2 separate regions of the Homo sapiens genome follow, and region 1 is linked to region 2. A link is an interaction called in ENCODE POLR2A ChIA-PET data of the cell type or tissue named here. Cell type or tissue: MCF 10A. All regions are shown on one strand. Each heading gives the region's core, and the rest is flanking DNA. Links, peaks and the distances in the headings are about the cores only. Region 1 holds the start of CCR7 (C-C motif chemokine receptor 7). Region 2 overlaps TNS4 (tensin 4).

What was found. Peaks named below come from ENCODE experiments on the same cell type or tissue, not always from the same donor. Only the 100,000 strongest peaks of a DNase experiment are listed, where the experiment ranks them.
Region 1: POLR2A ChIA-PET joins it to region 2 with 22 read pairs; 16 of 35 experiments call an interaction of 5 or more read pairs at or near these places.

What each region holds. Positions count from the first base shown.
Region 1 is chr17:40,555,433-40,566,176 of GRCh38, reverse strand. CCR7 (C-C motif chemokine receptor 7) reads left to right here and starts at 705. Exons shown (of 3, transcript NM_001838.4): 1 at 705-777; 2 at 7,235-7,284; 3 at 10,359-10,744. The coding sequence starts at 768. RefSeq lists enhancers at 1,150-2,066, 4,777-4,856, 4,877-4,966, 5,437-5,546, 5,630-6,147. In MCF 10A, for the core only: a CTCF peak has its summit at 5,732 (motif pointing right); a DNase peak (open chromatin) is centred at 5,766.
Region 2 is chr17:40,467,609-40,478,352 of GRCh38, reverse strand. It overlaps TNS4 (tensin 4), which reads left to right. Exons shown (of 13, transcript NM_032865.6): 12 at 20-46; 13 at 624-2,519. The coding sequence ends at 765. Among named protein-coding and RNA genes, the nearest start is that of TNS4, 29 kb to the left of the region's middle. RefSeq lists enhancers at 5,795-6,684, 6,685-7,576. In MCF 10A, for the core only: no CTCF peak of the experiment used is centred there; DNase peaks (open chromatin) are centred at 2,032, 3,662, 5,542, 7,122 and 4 weaker places.

The DNA of each region.
Region 1 (10,744 bases), core at 1,565-9,564, 87 kb before region 2:
TCTTGAGAGGGAGTGAGAAAAAATGTTCTAAAATGTATTGTGGTGATGGTTGCATAACTCTGTGAACATACAAAAACCATTGAATTCTATACTTTAAAAAGGTAAATTTTATGGGATGTGGATTATAGCTCAATAAAGCTGTCATTAAGAAAGGAAAAGGAAGGGAGGGGAGAAGAGGGAAAGGGGAGGGAGGGGAGGGGAGGGGAAGGGGGGAGAAAAAAGATACATCGTGGCATATCTCTTCCCTTTTACCTGTCATTATGTGTCAGTGCCTCCCATTGGCCTAAACTACCCAGAAGCCAGAGGGAAAGCCATTTGGGACTATATTCCACTGTGACACTGAGCAGAGCAAGGGAAGGATGGGGACACTTCTCTCACACATCTCTGACTCCCCAACATCTAACCCATGGCCTGGCATGTGATATTCATGCTATAAATATTTGTTGAATCAGTAAATGGCCCCTCATCTAGATTCTGCCAGGCAGCGCAGGGGGCTTTTTGAATGTAAATGACCTAATGATTCAGGATCCTATGACCAGCGACTGTCACCCTCTGTCACCTTTCTTCTGCCCCTTTATCTCTGAAGGCATTGAAGGGGCCCTGCATGAGTCAGGGAGGGCTGGGGGGAGGAGCAAGGGTGGGAGGGGCAGGGAAGAGGGTGGCTTCTCCGACAACTTAAAAGGGGCTTGAACCACTTCCTCCCCAGACAGGGGTAGTGCGAGGCCGGGCACAGCCTTCCTGTGTGGTTTTACCGCCCAGAGAGCGTCATGGACCTGGGTGAGTGAGCCTCTTCATGTGAGAAGGAACAGTACCAGGGTCTTGGACACCCAGACTGACCCTGTGGAATGGGGGTGGAGGATGCGGGTGGAGCGCATAGGGGTGCTTCCTGGAGAAATCAGTTCTGATTTGGTGGGCATTGGAAGCTACTTCCAGAGAATGCCCCCTGCTGTCCCAGGAGGGGTGCACCTGCCCTTTCAGACCTGGAGAAGGGGTCAGCCTTTGGTGCCAGTGGGGACAAGGGAGGGGCCGAGATCATGTCTTTCTAAAACAGCAGGGACATAAGAGAGTGGCGGGGCTGGGCTTGGTGGTCTGGCAGAACCTGTTCTCATCATGAGGGTGATAGGTTAGGCCCTCTGGGACCTCTGGGGACAGGTTTCAACAGAGAAATTCTCCCTAGAGAGCTTAGGACCTTTTACCCACTCTCTGATTCCCACCTTTCTCCCCTGCCAAATATTCATATACCTGTCCACTTGGGGTCATGAGGAGATGCAAATGAAACGTGACTGGGTTGTGAGAATGGTGCGGTGCATTGCAAATGCAAGCTCTGGTTGCTTTCTCTCTGCTGCACATCCCACCTGCTTTGATCTGGCTTTGCTGTTGCCTCTTGCAAGTTAAGGAACGGGCAGGCAACATGGAATGGGATGGCAAGGGGCACTCAGCTTGGAGAAATCATAGCCAGGCCTTCAGCACAGCCCCTGCCCCTGAGCAAACCTCACGCACTCTGCCCCGGCAGATAACTCTACTCTTTAGAAAGCCCTTTCTCAGGTCTAACCTAGAAGGGGTCAAGGGGAAGCACTGAGGGTGTTCTGAGTGGTTCATCCAGCTCCAGACGCCCCCTTTATAAATCTCAGCTGTGGAGTCAGACCAGGCTGAGGCTAAGAAGACCAGGTTCCTAGATGGCTTGTCTCACCAGCAAACAATGCACCACGGCGGCCTCAAAGCCGCAAAGGGTTGGCTTTAAAAAGTGAAGGTTCCCTGGTGCTGTCCTCACACCCCTCCTCGCCACACCACAGCCTCCTTGATTTCATCTCTTACTTTCCCGCCTGCCCTGAACGCTGGATCTGGACCCAGCAAACAGCTGTGAAAGGGTTAAAGTGGTCACCCCACCCACTGACTGTGAACTCCTGAAAGGCAGGTTCAGGTGCTTTGAGGATGTGAGGAGAAAATGTCTGCGGAATGAATGAATACACCGTATCAAGAACTCCGTAGAGTTTAGTTTTTGAAAATCTCTTCCAAATGCCTCATTTCCCAGCCAATCTACCCTTAAATCCCACTCCCCTGCACCCCCTCCACCACCCCCCATCACAATCCCACAGTACAGACGTCACCCACAGAAGACCCTGCTCCAGCCTTTCATACTGGCCTCCAGGAAGGAAACCAAGCAGTGCCCAGTGGTGTGCTACTGGGCATTTGAAAAGCAGCTCCCCGGGGTGGAGCACTGGTAGCTGACTCCAGGGTGGAGGGAAAGTCCTGAATTTGTAGTGCTTGCCAATTTCCATGGTGTAAATTCTCCCACCCTGGCTGATTGATTTCAAGCCATCTACATGACTGAACAGGGGGTTGGGAAGATGTGCAGAGTGTCTTACCCCAGACTAGGTTTAGGGGTGCTAGACTCCTAGGCTTTGATGCAGGGAGAGAGGGTAATCTCTGGTCCAGGAAGAAGGGATATTCTTGCCACTTCACTCAACTTGAGAGAGCCCCAACGGTCAAACCCGAAATACTGGTAGGAGGGGAAGCCGCTGACAAGCTTTACTCAAAACGGGCTCTCTGGGCCGTTGATGGGGTGGGTGGGCCTTGGAGGATCTGTTGTTCTGCTCTTCATCTGCCCAGCAAGGAGCAAGAGGTGGGTGAGGAGGGAGGGTTTCTGTTACACAAAATGAAAACTCCCAAGCAGGGCTGAGCTGGCCTTTTTCACGGTTTGAATGAGCAGCTCTGAGGCACCCTCCCCACCTTCGAGCAATGAGACCGAAGATCTTTCATAATTCTCAAAAGCAAAGCAAGGAAAAAATGAACCCATGAGAGATGTGTGCCTCACAGCTCGGACATAAATGGTGGCAAAGGGGGATGCTGAAGCTAATTCAGGGCCAGTTTCTTGCCTGCCAGAAACTTGGCTGGGGAGGAGAGGAACGCTGCAGCCTGGGGTCGCTGTTGGAAAAAATCTCTCCTCTTTGCTTCGGACATTCAGGCAACTCTCATTGTTTGAGGGATTCAGGGATGACCAGTCTGGTGGGGAGAGTGACACATATGTCACAAAGCCACTGCAACAGAATAAGATACAGCATTGACCAGGGCAAGGGCAAGACAAGAAGGGAATAGTGAACCTGGGTCAGAGAGGTATTTAAGGTGGGTTTTCAAGGGTGTGTAGGAGTTGTCAAGCCCAACAAGGAGCTGCAATGGGCCCAGGATGTGGCAGGAATGGCAAACTCCATTGCCATCAGAGGCCGACAAGGTAATAGAGGGAATGGGCATAAGGTGCAGGAAGTGGAGGGGAGTAGAGTGACCCAGAGGGTGCATGCCCCACCTAAAGGCATTCAAATCTATTATTTCAAAAACTCCATGCTGACAAGCAGAGTGTCCTGGGGACTAAGGCTGCAGCCGTGTAGATGGTCAGCTGAGACAACAGTAACAGAGACAAGAAAGAAGCAAGCGGAGGGGAGGGTGGAGTAGCTGGCCATGCCAAGGAGGAAGATGAGGAGGAAGGACGCAGGCACAGGAGACCCAATCCTTAAAACGTGGTACGGCATCCCTAAGGAATTTGAACTTTATCCTGAAAACAATGGGGACCCATCAAAGATTTTTATTTTTCAAGTAGGTGAATTAAAGGATGAGATTTGTGTTTTGGAAGGAGTTCTGTGGCAGCAAAGAGGCAGCAAAGCCCGTGTCAGAACAGAGGTGGGGCCGGCTCTTTTGGGGGCCGGGATGTTGGGGGATGGAAGCAGGAAGCACTGGTGGCCAGTGGGGCATGGGGAGCAAAGATTCCCCTCATGCTCCGTGGAGCGTCCTAGATGCAGCAGGCTCATCAGAAACACAGCCTGATGCAGTAGCCAGAGCCCAAACCTTGCTATCCTGTTCAAATCTCAGGTCCCTCTCTTAGCAGCTGTGTGGCCCCAGGCATTTGGCTTAATCTCTCTGGGCCTCTATTTTCTGGAATCTAAGATGAGGATCACCAGGGTAGCTCATGAGATGTTATGAGGGAGAGACACATACAGACCCAGTGGCCGCACAGAAGGATGGTTAGGAGTGTGGTTGCTGGAGTTGGAGGGTTTCAAAGCCTGCTCCCCTGCTGGCCATTGTGTGACTCTGAGAAAGTTACTTGCTGTGTTTCAGTTTCTCATTGGTAAATGGGGATAATAGTAGCGCCTACCTCATGGGGCTTTTGAGAGGATGAAATGAGACCATACATGCAGACAGTGTGGCACGCAGTGAGAGCTCAGTGAATATGAATTATCTCATTGGATACAGCAGTTGATAACATAGAAAATGCAAGGTCTACCAGGCTCTCACCCATCCCTGCCTACTGTCTGAAAGTGGATTCCCCAGATCTCTAGACCTCTCACCACCTCCCTGCTTCTCCTCTGCCTCCCTTATCCAAAAAAAAAGAGAGAGAGAGAAAAGTTGTGTTGGCAGGTGAGGAAGTTCAAAGAGGAAAAAGCTTGGGGTCGCTCTTGGGGCGAGCTGATTGGGCAACTGTGATTTCCTGGGCAGTCTGGAGGACCTGGAAAAATGTGGGGATGGAAGTTCATGGTTTGGAGATGGGGGCAGCCAGCCAATAATTTTCTTTCCTGGATGGGCAGTCTCTCATGTTGGGGGCTCCGGTTGGAGTTCTAGGGAATTTTCATGATGATCATTACTGAAAACTCAAGAACTCAGAAAACACCCAACATCTAGGTCAACCACTCCTTAGCCCCAGAGATTCCCAACTTCATTGGTCTCACTGAAGCTGCTGCCCAAGACCAGTTTCTTTATGACTTTGTAACAGACAGGGATGATCTGACTCAAGGCCACTGACCAGGCTCCCTTTTGCCACATACAAGAGTTCCCCTAAGTTTCCCTGTGATGTTTCTTGAAAGCCACCTGTTTTGGACCTACAAGACCCTTGCTCATCCACCTCCTCCAAAACACCTGGAATGAGAAATCACAGGCACACACGCCAGCACTCCCCCAACTCCCCTCCCCTGACGGGAACAGCAGGAGTGGGACAGCGTCCGGGAGAAGGGGTTATCAACAGAGTTCAACAGAAACACAGTTCTTGCTCCTCAGATCTCACCCGTTGTGACTTATCAAAACTTTGAGGTTTCTCATTTCTCCCTGACAGTCAGAGCGGGCTTTCTCTAGAGTAACCGAAAGACACTTACGTGTTTTAAAGAAACCTCGAGACTCGACCTCTAGATGAGTCAGTGGAGGGCGGGTGGAGCGTTGAACCGTGAAGAGTGTGGTTGGGCGTAAACGTGGACTTAAACTCAGGAGCTAAGGGGTAATTCAGTGAAAAAGGGGAATGAGCGGTGGGGAGCTCTGTTGCAACAGGGTCCAATCGCAGCAGGACTACAAATGCCCGAGCGCAGGCTGGGAACGAGGGGACAGCGGCTGCCTGTCCCCAGAATAGAAAATGCAGCTAGGAAGCCCTCTTTGAGTGGACAGCGGAGGACTGGACTGCCAGGCCAAGCATCAGGGGCTTCATCCTCAGGGCCGGTTAGAGCCCCTGAGGATTTAGGAGGAAGGTGAGGTGGGGACTGCCATCAGAGCTAAGCTTTAGGCAGATGTGTCTAGCAGTAGTGTGCAGGACTATTTGCTCAAGGCGGGAGAAATACCTATTTATTTATGTAGCCCGATGCAGTCTCTCCTTCCCGGAGGAACTCCCAAGCCCAGAATCCCTGGCTTTACACAATTTCCGGGGAACACATTAACCAACTGCAACCTGGGTGCCATGCAGGGAGGCTTCCAGCAGGTGGTGCTGTGGCCAAGGACACGGAAGCGCTGGGCTCTCACTGCTTCCCCAGCCTCCAGGAGAAGGTGCCTTAAACAGGTTCCCACGCATTTCCTGGCGCTATTGAGCTTGGAGCTGCCAAGGGCCTGCCTTCACTTGTGGCATCGCAGTTACTGACTCTCCAGTGGGCCAGGCCCTACCTAGCTGGGACCTGAGGGTCAGGATACGGGAAGAGGGCTACTGCCGCCCTGACTTGTAGGTAAGCTAAAACATCTAGGCAAATTACTCTGTCAACTGTCCTCCCTGCTCAGCCTCAGGAAGAAATAAGTTCCTGCTGGGCCCCAGGCTCAGCCACAAAACCAGACTGAGCACATCTGGGCCTTGTGCTACACCGGGGTCCCCATCAGCTGCTCAGACCCCAGGAAGCCTCCTGACTTCCAGAACACGTCGCTTCCCAAAGCTGACCCTGTTCCCCCTTTCACCTGCCCCCCAAGCCTAAGTTAGAAAACAAGTTAAAGGAGAGAAAGTGTGTGCAGGCACTTCAGTTAAGCAAAAAAATAAAGAAGTCGTGACATCAGGAAAGAGCGTCCTTCCCCCACACTGCAACAGGACAGCATCCCTTCTGTGTCCTCTCGGGCCATCTTGATGCCCTCTCCCTTGGAAAAAGGACAGGCATTCGTTTACTTGTCATTCATGTATTTATTCATCATTCATGTATTTATCATTCATATATTCATCAGCACACAATTGTGGGGCACCTCCTCAATTCTGGGCCTGCACAAGATAAAAGGGAAGGGATCTCTGTCCCAAAGGCAGGCCAAGGGTGTGCGCCCAGTGGACCAACAGTCAGTGCTGAATGAATGTCATTTCAGTGAGGGGGTGTTGTGGAGCTGGTGGAGCCCTGAGGCAGTCTCCATCGCTGTGGACCAGTAAGGAACCTCATCCCTCTACCCAGCCTGTGAGGTCATCCTCCTTCCTCAGCCCACCTCCCTCAGGAGACACTCAGGCTTGGCTTCATGCACGTGTGGCTGCGCACTCACCTGGATGCCAGGAAAATGCTCCTGGGCCAGTGGCTACCAGCACCAAAGCAGGGCTGGAAACGTGTGCACCTACCCCACGACCTCATAGCTTTGCCGCCTCATCCCACATCAGGTGGAGTGGGAGGGGGCACTCAGACCCACCAACCAAGCTCAGTCTTGAGGGGTGGTCTGGGCTAGAGAAGACTTCCCAGCTCCAAGAAGCAGCCCAGATGGGCCAAGACAGGGGGTGGGAGGGGCTGCCCTGCATTCTGATGCTGCTTCTTTCCAGGACCTGGGAGTGGAGGAGGACAAGAAGGAGGTGAGGACAGTGATGCCGGGCAGCAGGCCAGGTGTTCAAAGGCACAATCTGGTTCTGATGTTCTCTTTCAGCAAACACAGTGCCTGGAGCTTGGGAGGAAAGTTCCCAACAGCGTCTCCCCCTCCACTGCTTTCTTTAATAACAAAGACTTGTCCCTGCCAAGCAATAACTTTCTCGCCTTGTCTCCTACAGGGAAACCAATGAAAAGCGTGCTGGTGGTGGCTCTCCTTGTCATTTTCCAGGTGAGGTTCTCTGCCAAGGAAAGCTCTGTTCCCTTCTCCACACGGCCTCCCAAGTCAGGGGTTTAGTGGAGGAGCTGGGCATTTGCTAGAAGATACAAGACCCAGACATAAGCCCGCCTGCCACTCATTAAGCTAATGGCTGCCCCCTCACCATCTGCTGAGTGACCCTGGAGAGCCACAGATGTTCTCTGGACTTCCTTTACTCCATTTAGGTTAAAACATGGGGGAAAATAACTTACCACCTTCCCTATCCCACCTCCAATCTCCCTGCCCAGGAGACAGAAATATGGACTCTGAGTTCTTAGAGAGAGAAGAGCTGCAAAAAGCAAAAAATGTTACTGGGTTTTGTGCACGTGTGCTGAGAAAATCACCCTGGATCTGGCGATCTTGTTACTATCCTATCGCCCCAAAGTTGTCTCTTTCCAACCTTCACCCAAAGGCTTCCCTCGCAGCCCCCGTTTTCTTTGGTGAAATAGAGACCCATCCGGCCTCCCTGGCAGGGGAGGGAAGAGAGGATGGGGCCCTAGGGATGGGGAGAGGGGTGGATGAGCACACACTTTATAGCAGGCCTGAACTCGGCAGGAACAAAGACCCTCACTTTACAAAGTTCTGTTTCTCCATCCAGAAACAGACAGAAAGTGTGCCTCACCAAGTGCCAAAGTTAGAAGAAACTGTAACTCGCAGAGTCAACTTTCTCCCATTTGTTAGAGGTGGGAGCTCAGAGTAGGGGTAGGGGAGTCCAACTGAGGCCAGAGCTAGAGAGGCAGTGCTTCAGAATTCGGCTCATCCCCAGGTCTGGAGGCCAGAGGGGCAGCTTTCCAGAAGCTCAGGCCAGAGGCAGGCCCCAAGCTGGGCACTGTTCCCAAAACCCCATCCCAGAGGCCCCCCGGAGCCTGGGCTGCAGCCCATAGCCTGGCCCCCTTCCCCATCACCACTCCCTCCTCTCTCTCCCCTGTCTCCAGGACTCTGGGGGGCTGTATTGCTGGCAGTGGAGGCTGGAAGGGTGGGAAGGGGAGGAGGACAGCTGAGGCTCATTCTTCCCTTTCACTTGGGGAGGGGGTGCTCAGATAGGGCAGGATGTGGTGGGGCTGTGGGCTGCAGAGGCAGTGAGGCTAGGGGAGGGAGAATTATAAAACAGGAACAAGGTTCAAGGGGAGAAGGGAAGGCAGGACTGGATGATGCAGAGTGCACTTCATAGAGGCCGGGAGTACTGCCCTCCAGGAAGGCTGAGACCCCCTCATGTCCAGGGACCCCGGGTCTAAGGCCTTGGGCCGTAACCATGGCTGGGCCAAAGGCAGCAGCCTCCTTCAGGGCTCCCAGGCTGCAGCCATGCCCAGGAAAGGGAAGAGGGGTTGCCACTGACTTTTCGTCTCAGGCTAGCAATGGCCAAAGAAAAGGCTCCTGGACATCATTTTGTCCTCACCATGTTCCCAAGCAGGACAGTGATGAATCCAGAACCTGGGTGTGAAAAAGAGATAGAGACAAGATGCGGTGAATCCCTCCAGCATAAATGGATAGAAACCCACCGTCGCTGAGCTGCTGAATCTGGTTCCTGGTGATAGAACCATGAGCCTCGTGAGGCAGGTCCTCCAGCCCAGCTCCCTGCCCTGCACAAACCCGTCCATCGCTGTGCGCAGAGGCAGGGGCAGGCATGGACCCCCTCCTTCATTGATAAAATCACAGCAGGCTGCTGAACCTTCACCCGACCCTGCAGACGGCTAAAAAAAGCTCCAGCAGCTGAGTCCTGCTGATTGGGATCTGCCGGAAGAGATGCGAGGAAGAGAGAGGCAGAGAGGTGGGGGGAGAGGGCGGGAGCACAGAGGGAGAGTGGGAGATGAGAGCTGCGCTTCCTTCCAGGGACACAGCTGCTGAGGAGTCCTCGCCCCCACCCCCATGGCCCATCATCCATTCACGGAGTTTATGGCACTTGGGCTCACGTTGCCTGAGCTCCTGCTGGGTGCTAAGAGGGGACCCAGGATCTAGAGTCTCTCCAGGTCACCCACCACCCATGATCACAGCAGTTTGCCCCAAACCCAAGGCTTCATGGCCTCAAAATGGGAGCATTTGCCTTCCTCTCTTCTTACTCCAGGCCCTCCTCAACCTTGACCCCCAGGTGGATTTTCCCCCTAAAGCTGAGGTCTTTTGTAAGCCCCCTGGAAAACTCCACCAAGTTCTAAAGGAGGGTCAAGAAGAAAGACACATGTTCCCTCTCTCACGGAGCTTCCAGGGGGCAAAATTAAAGCTCCATGGAGAGGAAATGGTGCTGGAGCCTGGGCTAGGTACCTCACAGCAACCATGGGAAGCAAATAGGATTCATCTCCATTTCACAGAAGAGAAAACTGAGGCTCTGAGAGAGAGAGAGAGAGACAGAAAGAGTTTAACCAGCTCAAGGCTCATCTGGCCCCAGAGCCCAGCTGATTTCCAGTCCCCTGTCAGCACATGTAGAGTCTCTCAGACTTGGCAAAATCAGCCACTTGCTACTTACTAGCAGAACTGTAGAATCTCAGGCCCCACCTTAGCCTACTGATTCAGGATAGACATGTTCACAGGATTAATCAGGTGATGCGTATTGGAGTTAAAATTTGAGAAGCACTGATTTAAAACCAAAGAATCACCTGGAGACTTTAGGAAAACACAGATTCCTAGACCCATCACTTGAGATTCTGGTTCAGAATTCTCAGGTGGGGCCTGAGAATTTGCATTCCTAACAAGTTCCCAGGTGATGCTATGATACTGATGATGCGGACCTCACGATGAAACCACTATTCCTCCCGCCTGGGCAACATGGCAGAATCCCATCTCTACTAAAAATACAAAAATTCGCTGGGTGTGGTGGCATAAGGCTGTGGTCCCAGCTACTCAGGAGGCTGAAGTGGAAGGATCACCTGAGCCTGGAGAGGCCGAGGCTGCAGGGAGCCATGATTGCACCACTGCACTCCAGCCTGGGCAACAGAGTGAGACCATGTCTCAAGAAAAAAAAAAAAGAAAGAAACCACTGCTCTAGGCTAAATCCCAGCCAGAGTTGGAGCCACCCAGCTAAACTGGCCTGTTTTCCCTCATTTCCTTCCCCGAAGGTATGCCTGTGTCAAGATGAGGTCACGGACGATTACATCGGAGACAACACCACAGTGGACTACACTTTGTTCGAGTCTTTGTGCTCCAAGAAGGACGTGCGGAACTTTAAAGCCTGGTTCCTCCCTATCATGTACTCCATCATTTGTTTCGTGGGCCTACTGGGCAATGGGCTGGTCGTGTTGACCTATATCTATTTCAAGAGGCTCAAGACCATGACCGATACCTACCTGCTCAACCTGGCGGTGGCAGACATCCTCTTCCTCCTGACCCTTCCCTTCTGGGCCTACAGCGCGGCCAAGTCCTGGGTCTTCGGTGTCCACTTTTGCAAGCTCATCTTTGCCATCTACAAGATGAGCTTCTTCAGTGGCATGCTCCTACTTCTTTG
Region 2 (10,744 bases), core at 1,091-9,090:
TCATGTTCTTTTCCTACAGGTGGCAGAAGTACTGCAAACCCTCCTGGTAAGGCCTTCCTGTCTCAGGGCCCCAAACCCAACATGGGGAGGGAACTGCAGAAGGAAAGAGGCACCATTCTGACTTTAATAGTCCAAAGTGTTGATGAGGGCACAGGCCCTGGTCCTCAGGGAGCTCCCATCTGATGGGAAAGACTTTGACTGCCCTCAGAGCCTCTGGGCTGTTGGGGGTGACATGAGCCTGGGAGCCCTCAATCTTCTGCAAGAGGCACAGGCTCTAACTTCAGGGAGCCTCAAGCTATTGGAATGTCCCAGTCTGATGATCAAGATGCATCCTTGCCCTCAGGGAGCTTCCACTCTAATGGGGAATGCACAGGTCCTGTCCTCAAGGAGCCCTCACTCAAAACAAAGGAAACCCAGAGCTTGAACTCAGAAATCTCCCAGTCTGACGGGAGAGGCATCTCCTTCCCCAGGGAGCCCCACCATAAGGAGGTGCTGGAGTCAATTGGCTAAGGGAGGGGCAGGGAGGAATGAGATGCAGGCTGAGGGCCCCCCACCACCCCATTCCCACCAGCCTGATGCCTCCCTGGGTCCCACCCCTCACTCAGACTGCCCTCCCCCACCAGGATCTTTGGGTTTGTGGCCAAGAGCCAGACAGAGCCTCAGGAGAACGTATGCCACCTCTTTGCGGAGTATGACATGGTCCAGCCAGCCTCGCAGGTCATCGGCCTGGTGACTGCTCTGCTGCAGGACGCAGAAAGGATGTAGGGGAGAGACTGCCTGTGCACCTAACCAACACCTCCAGGGGCTCGCTAAGGAGCCCCCCTCCACCCCCTGAATGGGTGTGGCTTGTGGCCATATTGACAGACCAATCTATGGGACTAGGGGGATTGGCATCAAGTTGACACCCTTGAACCTGCTATGGCCTTCAGCAGTCACCATCATCCAGACCCCCCGGGCCTCAGTTTCCTCAATCATAGAAGAAGACCAATAGACAAGATCAGCTGTTCTTAGATGCTGGTGGGCATTTGAACATGCTCCTCCATGATTCTGAAGCATGCACACCTCTGAAGACCCCTGCATGAAAATAACCTCCAAGGACCCTCTGACCCCATCGACCTGGGCCCTGCCCACACAACAGTCTGAGCAAGAGACCTGCAGCCCCTGTTTCGTGGCAGACAGCAGGTGCCTGGCGGTGACCCACGGGGCTCCTGGCTTGCAGCTGGTGATGGTCAAGAACTGACTACAAAACAGGAATGGATAGACTCTATTTCCTTCCATATCTGTTCCTCTGTTCCTTTTCCCACTTTCTGGGTGGCTTTTTGGGTCCACCCAGCCAGGATGCTGCAGGCCAAGCTGGGTGTGGTATTTAGGGCAGCTCAGCAGGGGGAACTTGTCCCCATGGTCAGAGGAGACCCAGCTGTCCTGCACCCCCTTGCAGATGAGTATCACCCCATCTTTTCTTTCCACTTGGTTTTTATTTTTATTTTTTTTTGAGACAGAGTCTCACTGTCACCCAGGCTGAACTGCAGTGGTGTGATCTAGGCTCACTGCAACCTCCACCTCCCAGGTTCAAGCAATTATCCTGCCTCAGGCTCCCAAGTAGCTGGGATTACAGGCATGTGCAACTCACCCAGCTAATTTTGTATTTTTAGTAGAGACAGGGTTTCACCATGTTGGCCAGGCTGGTCTTGAACTCCTGACCGCAGGTAATCCACCTGCTTCGGCCTCCCAAAGTGCTGGGATTACAGGCGCAAGCCACCCAGCCCAGCTTCTTTCCATTCCTTGATAGGCGAGTATTCCAAAGCTGGTATCGTAGCTGCCCTAATGTTGCATATTAGGCGGCGGGGGCAGAGATAAGGGCCATCTCTCTGTGATTCTGCCTCAGCTCCTGTCTTGCTGAGCCCTCCCCCAACCCACGCTCCAACACACACACACACACACACACACACACACACACACACACACACACACACACACACACACGCCCCTCTACTGCTATGTGGCTTCAACCAGCCTCACAGCCACACGGGGGAAGCAGAGAGTCAAGAATGCAAAGAGGCCGCTTCCCTAAGAGGCTTGGAGGAGCTGGGCTCTATCCCACACCCACCCCCACCCCACCCCCACCCAGCCTCCAGAAGCTGGAACCATTTCTCCCGCAGGCCTGAGTTCCTAAGGAAACCACCCTACCGGGGTGGAAGGGAGGGTCAGGGAAGAAACCCACTCTTGCTCTACGAGGAGCAAGTGCCTGCCCCCTCCCAGCAGCCAGCCCTGCCAAAGTTGCATTATCTTTGGCCAAGGCTGGGCCTGACGGTTATGATTTCAGCCCTGGGCCTGCAGGAGAGGCTGAGACCAGCCCACCCAGCCAGTGGTCGAGCACTGCCCCGCCGCCAAAGTCTGCAGAATGTGAGATGAGGTTCTCAAGGTCACAGGCCCCAGTCCCAGCCTGGGGGCTGGCAGAGGCCCCCATATACTCTGCTACAGCTCCTATCATGAAAAATAAAATGTTTGTCTTTGCAAAACAGTAAGTTCTGAGGCAGTCAGGGCTGTGCCCTTGGAAATGGAGACCTGAAGAGAGAAGGGGGACTGACTTGGGAGGGCGTGGCTGTGTCTTAGGGGAGACCAGGTGTGCCACACTCCCTCCCGCACCCCTGGCCACGGCGCTACAGGCTCAGCAGGCTTCCACTTCGTAAACCATTGCTTAAACCACTCTGTGTCCCCCACATGCCCAACACGCTTGTTCTTCTTTCTTCATCGCCCCTTTCCTGCCACTCTGCCAGGGAAACAAAAGGATTGTGATTTCCCGGGGCCCAAAGTGAGTGTGTACGGTGCCCCTGACGGATTCCAAGGTCTCACTCAGCCCCCACTGAGAGACAAGGAGAGGCGGGCAAAACATGAACCCCTCAAGAGGAGTCCGGAAGAGTCCCCGAACCCAGATGGCCCCAGAGCTGCCAGCTCCGCCCTGAAGAGCTGGACTGTGGTCGGGTGTGGTGGCTCGCACCTGTAATCCCAGCACTTTGGGAGGCCAAAGCGGGAGGATGGATTGAACCTAGGAGTTCGAGACCAGCCTGGGCAACATAGGGAGACCCTGTCTCTACAAAAAAAATACAAAAAGTTAGCCAGACGTGGTGGCACATACCTGTAGCCCCAGCTACTTGGGAGGCTGCGGTGAGAAGATCCCTTGAGCCTGGGGGGTCAAGGCTGCAGTGAGCTGTGGTTGTGCCACTGTACTCCAGCCTGAGTGACAGAGTGAGACCCTGTCTCAAAAAAAAAAAAAGAAAAGAAAAAGAACTGGACCATGGCCTCTTGATCCCACCCTGGGCCTGGGGAGTTCTACCCCCAGCTCCTTCCAGTGGCAGTCCTCCCCTAAGCCAGTCCCAGAGGAATGCCTCCCTCCCAGACCTGCTCCAGACTTCGCTGCAACTAGGGAGCCAAGGCTGGCATGCCCTGAGAAGGCCTCAGCAAGCGATGCAAGAGAGGCTATGGCACTTCTGTTCTCCTGAAAAGTTTTGGGAATGGGAGAGCGCCTCCTTCTCTCTGGGCTGAGCTATGTGACCCAGTGGCAGGGGCCTTGAACCACCGCTGGTTAGCCTCTGCCTCCCTTTCCACTGCCCCAGTGCAGTTCCAGATGGAGACTCCTCTCAGTCTCCTCTCAGTCTCCTGCTGTGGCCCCGCTTGGCCCAGCATGGAACAGAGTTCGTGGAAGGCGATCATTTCTGCTGCATTTGCCACAGCTCATGTTTCCCCTAAGAAGGTTTAGCGGAGAACTTGACTTAAGACTGCTGAGGGCAAAGCAGCCAGCCCGGCAGGGGTGGGAGGGCTGGACAGCAGAGGGGAGGCAGGATAACCACTGAGCCAGGAACCAGGAGGGGAGGAGCCATCTTATCCACCCAAGGACACCAGAGGAGTGTTCTCTCCAGGAGGCTCCAGGCCTTATAGCCCTGGGTCTTAACCCCTGCCGCAGCCCTCGCTCCAGTGTCTCTCTCCCCAGTCTTTTCATCCCTCTCCATCCCTTTCTTGATCTCCGTACACACTCATACCACCCACCCTCCCTCCCTCTCTTCTCCCACTTCCCCTCTCTCCTTTCTCACCATCTCTCCTCATTATGCCTTCTCTACTCGATCACCCCTTTGCAGAGAAACCTTTCCTCCTTCTTGCTCTTTTCCAGTTGAATTTCCTCGCCCCGTTGTCCCAGGTGGCTGGACATGCAGCAGAAGGGAACTGGGGAGACTCTCGCACTGCCAATCATTTCTCAAAACTCAGGTTCCAGTTTGAGACCCGCCTGGCCAACATGGTGAAACCCCATCTCTACAAAAAATACAAAAATTAGCCGGGCAAGGTAGCGCACCTGTAGTCCCAGGTACTCGGGAGACTGAGGCATGAGAATCCCTTGAAACTGGGAGGCGGAAGTTGCAGTGAGCTGTGATCGTGCCACTGCACTCCAGCCTGGTTGACAGAGCAACATGCTATCTCTAAAACAAACAAACAAACAAAAACTCAGGTTCCCACACCCTCTAAACCCTGCCTGCTCTCAGGCTACAGAGACCTCTCCAGGAGGCTGAAGTGCCCTTACCCCGACCATCTGACCAGCCACCGCCCCATGCCCGTGCCCCACCGAGGGCGGAGGCTGCTCACTGCTCTGTTTTATCTCTGGCCTCTGATCCTGCATTCTTGTGCCAGGGCTTAGACCCAGGGCAAGGTCTTAGACCCAGGGCAGGGGTAGGGTTAAAGGCTTTCAACCCAGGGGCCAGTGCCTTAATTCATGCAACAAATGTTTTCTGGCTGTGTGCTTTATTCATGTGAACCAGGAAAACAGAAAAATATGACAGTGTTTCCAACAGAGGTTTATAAGTGCTATGCAGGGCTGGTGGAAAGAGTAGAAACTGAGAAAGATAAACTTTACCCACTTGAAGGGAAGGAGGGCAATGTTACCAAGAAGGTAACATTTGAGTTGGGTCTTCAAGGATGAATAGGAGTTCGGCATGCAAAGAGAGTTAGAAACCAACTTTTAGGAGTGGGGAGGGGCTCTCATGTGCTACATACAATCTGAGGCACATTATATAAGCCTAATCCCATTTTACAGATTAGAAAACTGGGGCTCAGAGGGTTAACTTGCCCACATTCACCTAACTGTAAATGGCAGAGAAACAGGATTTCAAGTCCATGCCCATCCTATTGCCCCAGCATTCACAGAAAGCAGATGGAGACATTCGTGTGTGAAGCACACAGGTATGAAAAGATGTACCAAGTTTGGTGTGGCTCAAGTACATGGTACCTAAGGGAGTAGGTGAGAGAGAAAGCAGAAGAAAAAGACAGCAACAGGACCCTCAGGACCCTTGGGTGCCAGCTGAGAATGTCTGGAGATTGAATACTTGCTGAATGAAGGAGATGGGACTCAGGCCTGCTGTGTATGATTTTGTGGGCTATGCAGTGCATGGTCATACATGGCACCCTGCTTGGGCTTTATCCCATAGGTAATGAGGATGAGATAGGAAGCGGGACTGCACTCCAGAGGCAGGGCTTGGACACAGGTCCAAACTGAGGACTAGCTAAAACAGGGATGGGGTGGGAGGAGCTTTCCATAAGACACACCCACCAGTGTGACATGTCAGTTTACCATTGCCGTGGCAACACCCAGAAATTACCACCCCTTTCCATGGCAGCAACAACCTAATGACCCAGAAGTTATCACCCTTTTTCTACAAATCTCTGCATAATCTGCCCCTTAATTTGCATGTGTTTAAAAGTGGGTGCAAATATGAGTGTGGAAGCTACTGAGCTGCAGCTCTCAGCACACTGGGGTAGCCCTGCTCTGCAGGAGCAGTCACAGGGCTGTGACACTGCCACCTCTAGAAAGCTGCTTTCTTCTATCACCGCTTGCCCTTGAATTATTCCCTGAATGAAGCCAAGAACCCTCCCAGGCTAAGCCCCAATTTGGGGCTCGCCTGCCCTGCATCAGGGAGACATGTCAGCTGAGGAGTAATTGACCAGATTTCTGCTTTAGAAATATGGCAGTGGAGGCAGGAGATGGCATCTGAGGCCCAGGCTGGGGAGAAGGGTGCTGGGATGAGAACCTGGAGTTCAGACCAGGGAAGGGATGAGAGCCTAAGAAGAGGAGCTCTCACCCTGAGACAGGCTGGTGCAGGAGTCTGCTCGATCCAGGCCTGGGTCCCTGGTTCCCTCTGAGCTTGGGAGGACTATGTGAGACAGAACAGGACCAGGGGCCTGCATTCCCCCTTGTATTATTCATCTTCTCGGGCTGCCATAACAAAATACCATAGACTGGGCAGCTTACACAACAGAAATTTATTTTCTCACAGTTCTGGGGGCTGAAAGTCCAGGATCAGGGTGCCATGATGGCCAGGTTTGGATAAGGACTCTCTTCCTGGTTTGCAGATGGCTGCCTTCTCCCTGTGTGCTCACATGGTCTTTCTTCAGTGTGTGTGCATGGAGAAAGAGATCCCTCTCCCTCTCTTCCCTTTCTTATAAAGCCACCATCCTGCCGGGCACGGTGGCTCATGCCTGTAATCCCAGCACTTTGGGAGGCTGAGGCGGGTGGATCATGCACTCCAGCCTAGGCGACAGAGAGAGACTCCGTCTCAAAAACATAAATAAATAAAATACAATAAAATAAAGCCACCATCCTATCTGATTAGAATCTCACCCTTGTGGCCTCACTGAACCTTAATTACCTCAGAAAAGCCTTATCTCCAAATATAGTCACATTGGGAGTGAGAGCTTCAGCATGCGAGTTTGACGGGACACAGCTCAATCCACAGCACCCATCCAGGCAGAGTCCTGCCCGGTCATGTTCCCCATCCCCACCAAGCTGCAGTCCTGGCCAGGCTGGAGCCCTCAGCCCCAGGAAAGGAGACCCTCGATTTCCCAGGCTCCCAGGGCCAGCCAGGGGCTTCTTTTGTAAGTGTTTCCTGGAAGGCTTTTCAGTGTTCTCCTCTCCCCATCTGGACTAGCCAAGAAAGGCAAGTAGAGCTTGGCTGGAGCAGGCCTGGGGGTCAGGCAGACAAGCCAGGAAGGAGGGAACCAGAGAGGAAGAATGAGGAGGGGGTAGGAGGGCAAGCAACACACACTCATTCATTCACGCATTCAACAAATATGCGCTGCACTCCCAGTGAACTACGCAGAGCCAGGCAGGCAGGGTTGGCCAGGAGCTGGGGGAGGGGCCTACGTGTGCCCCAGGAAGCAATGTTCTCCCCTCCAAGAATTCAGACTTGACACCCTGTGAACACTGACAAGGACATATCCTTAGTTCACTCCGCTCCCATCTATGCATGCACACACATACACACGCATGCACACACACACATGCGTGCGCGCGCACACACACACACACACACACTTGCTTCTTCTGCATCAGGAACTGGAAGCCAGCCAGGTGTGGTGGCTCATGCCTGTAATCCCAGCACTTTGGGAGGCTGAGGCGGGCAGATCACTTGAAGTCAGGAGTTCGAGACCAGCCTGGGAAACAAGGAAAAACCCCATCTCTACCAAAAATACAAAAATTATCCAGGGGCGGTGGTGCATGCCTCAGCTATTCGGGAGGCTGAGGCAGGAGAATTGCTTGAACCCAGAAGGCAGAGGCTGCAATAAGCCGAGATCATGCCACTCTACTCCAGCCTGGGCAACAGAGTGAGACTCTGTCTTAAAAAAGAAAAAAAAAAAAAGAAATGGAAACCTGGGTGTCAGGCAGATCTGGTGGCAGGTCCCTTCTGCCACTGGTTAGCTGCACAGTTTGGGGCAAGTCACTTCTCTGGGCATTGAGCCTCAGTTTCCTCAACTGTAATACCCACCTCACAGAATGAAGTTTGTGGGAAGCCTTATAAATGCACCAGTCATGAATGCACTTCAGAGTCTCTGGGGTGCTGTATAAATGCTCCTTATGGGAAGGGCAGCATATCTGCAGCTCTCTCACTGAGCACTCAATGTGTGCTGAGTGCTGGGCCACGGGAATGAGGGCTCCATGAAGAAAGAGACTCGTCTAGTTCACCACTGAATCCCCAGCGTCTAGAACAGTGCCTGGCACATGGTAGGTCTGTAGTATCTGTTAGAAGCTTTGCCATATGTTAGCTCATTTAATCTTGACAACAACACTACCTAAGTACTATTATTTATCCTCATTTGATGGACATGAAACTGTGGATTCAAAAATTAGGTAAATTTCCCAAGGTTCAACCATAAGTGGCAGAGTGGGATCTGAACCCAGGCAATCTGATCCCATGGCTGCTGATGATAATGATGACGATGGTGATGGAGATGAAAGCAGACATTTGGAGTTTATTGAGCCCAAGGTCATCAAATCCAATACCCTGCCTTCAGGCACACCAGGACAGGGTTGTCTGTCCCTCCTGGTGTCTCTGCCAAATGCCTCTTCTTCCATTGGGGGTTAGGTTCCCCCTCCCACCCTGATCCCTAGCCCCAGGCTACTCAGGAAATTGAAAAAGTCATGCCTCTCTCTTTCTGCCTAGAAGCCAGCACATCTCCCCTGTAATCCCCCACCCAGAATCTTCCATCAGGACCAAGGATCCAAACCAAATGCTCCAAGCAAATTTACCTCCTCCTGCAGTGCTTGAAACCCACTCCTGCCAGAGCAAGTCTCCTTCGTGGACGCCCCATAATGAGACCCAAGGATCCTGGCTGGGAAAGACAGAGACCCCCGGGAAACCACTCTACCCCCAGCTACTTGTGAGTAGATGGGATGGGGAGAAGGGAGGGAAGACAAGCAAAGAGAGAGGGAGACAAAAATAAAAAGTCAGGGCCAGGCACGGTGGCTCACACCTGTAATCCCAGCACGTTGGGAGGCTGAGGGGGATGGATCACCTGAGGTCAGAAATTCGAGACCAGCCTGGCCAACATGGTGAAACCCCATCTCTACAAAAATACAAAAATTAGCCTGGCGTGGTGGTGCACACCTGTAATCCTAGCTACTCGGGAGGCTGAGGCAGGAGAATTGTTGAATCAGGGAGGCAGAGATTGCAGTGATCACGTCACTGCCCTCCAGCCTGGACAACAGAGAGAAACTCCTTTTCAAGAAAATAAAAGACAGGAAAAAAAGAGAAATGGAGAAACAGAAAAAAATAAAAAATAAAAAAAAATAAAAGAGGGCATGGAGAAACAGACCAGGAGGAGGGCCATCCGAAAAGAAGGAAACCCAGAGAGAGAACAGGGCCAGAAGACAGGAGACCCAAATCGAGGCAATCTACAGAGACACATTCCCTCTTACAAAATGGAGAAATAAGTCAGGCCCAGTGGCTCACACTTATAATCCCAGCTCTTTGGAAGGCCGAGGCAGGCGGATCATTTGAGGTCAGGAGTTCGAGACCAGCCTGGCCAACGTGGTGAAACCCCATCTCCACAAAAAAGTACAAAAATTAGCCAGACATGGTAGCACATGTCTGTAATCCCAGCTACTCGGGAGACTGAGGCGGGAGAATCCCTCGAACCCGGGAGGCGAAGGTTGCAGTGAGCTGAGGTCACACCACTGCGCTTCAGCTTGTGACAAAGTGACGGAGACTCCATCTCAAAAAAAAAAAAAATGAAGAAATAGGGCTACTAGGTGCCAAGGGTACAGAGCACAGGAGAAAAGCATCTATGGGCAGTAGGCATTGAAGAGACAGGCAGAAAGCCCCTTGCTACATTTATTCAGTAATCATTCAGTATCTGCCTCAGGCCTCCTGTTTATCTGGCACTGTGCTTAGCCCTTAGAGATGGGGTTGGGACACACTTATGCTAAAAAATTATTTGTTCTTTATCTGAAATTCACACAGAACTAGATGGCCTGTGTTTTTTATTTTCTAAACATGTAGCCTGGAACTACACTGATGAATGAGGTTCCTGACCTCATGGAGCTTATAAAAATGAAGGATAGCCGGCGGTGGCTCATGCCTGTAATCCCAGCACTTTGGGAGGCCGAAGCGGGCAGATCATGAGGTCAGGAGTTCAAAACCAGCCTGACCAACATGGTGAAACCCCACCTCTACTAAAAATACAAAAATTAGCCGGGTGTGGTGGCGGGCGCCTGTAATCCCAGCTACTCAGGAGGCTGAGGCAGGAGAATCTCTTGAACCCGGGAGGTGGAGGTTGCAGTGAGCCAAGATTGCGCCACTGCACTCCAGCCTGGGCAACACAGCAAGGCTCCCTCTCAAAAAAATAAAAAGAAGGCCAGGCGCAGTGGCTCACACCTGTAATCCCAGCACTTTGGGAGGCCAAGGCGGGTGTATCACGAGGTCAGGAGATCGAGACCATCCTGGCTAACACGGTGAAACCCCGTCTCTACTGAAAATACAAAAAAATAGCTGGGCATGGTGGAAGGCGCCTGTAGTCCCAGCTACTCAGGAGGCTGAGGCAGGAGAATGGCGTGAACCTGGGAGGCAGAGCTTGCAATGAGCCAAGATTGCACCACTGCACTCCAGCCTGGGTGACAGAGCAAGACTCCATCTCAAAAAATAAATAAATAAAATAAAAAATAAAGAAAGAAAAAGAAAAAGAGGGACAAAGATACAGAGTAACTGCACTGTGAATGCCTAACTAAATATTCTTCCATTGAGAAGATGCTCAAGGTGCTCTGAAATGAATACTCAGGAGAATTGACCTGCTCAGGGAAGTCAGGGAGGGCTTCCCTGAGGAGGTGATGATGGCTGAGATGAGAGCTGAAGAAAAATCCATTGTCAGGGGGTGTGGAGGAGGGGGCATTGGGAGCATTGAAAGCAGAGGGACCAGCATGTGCAAAGAC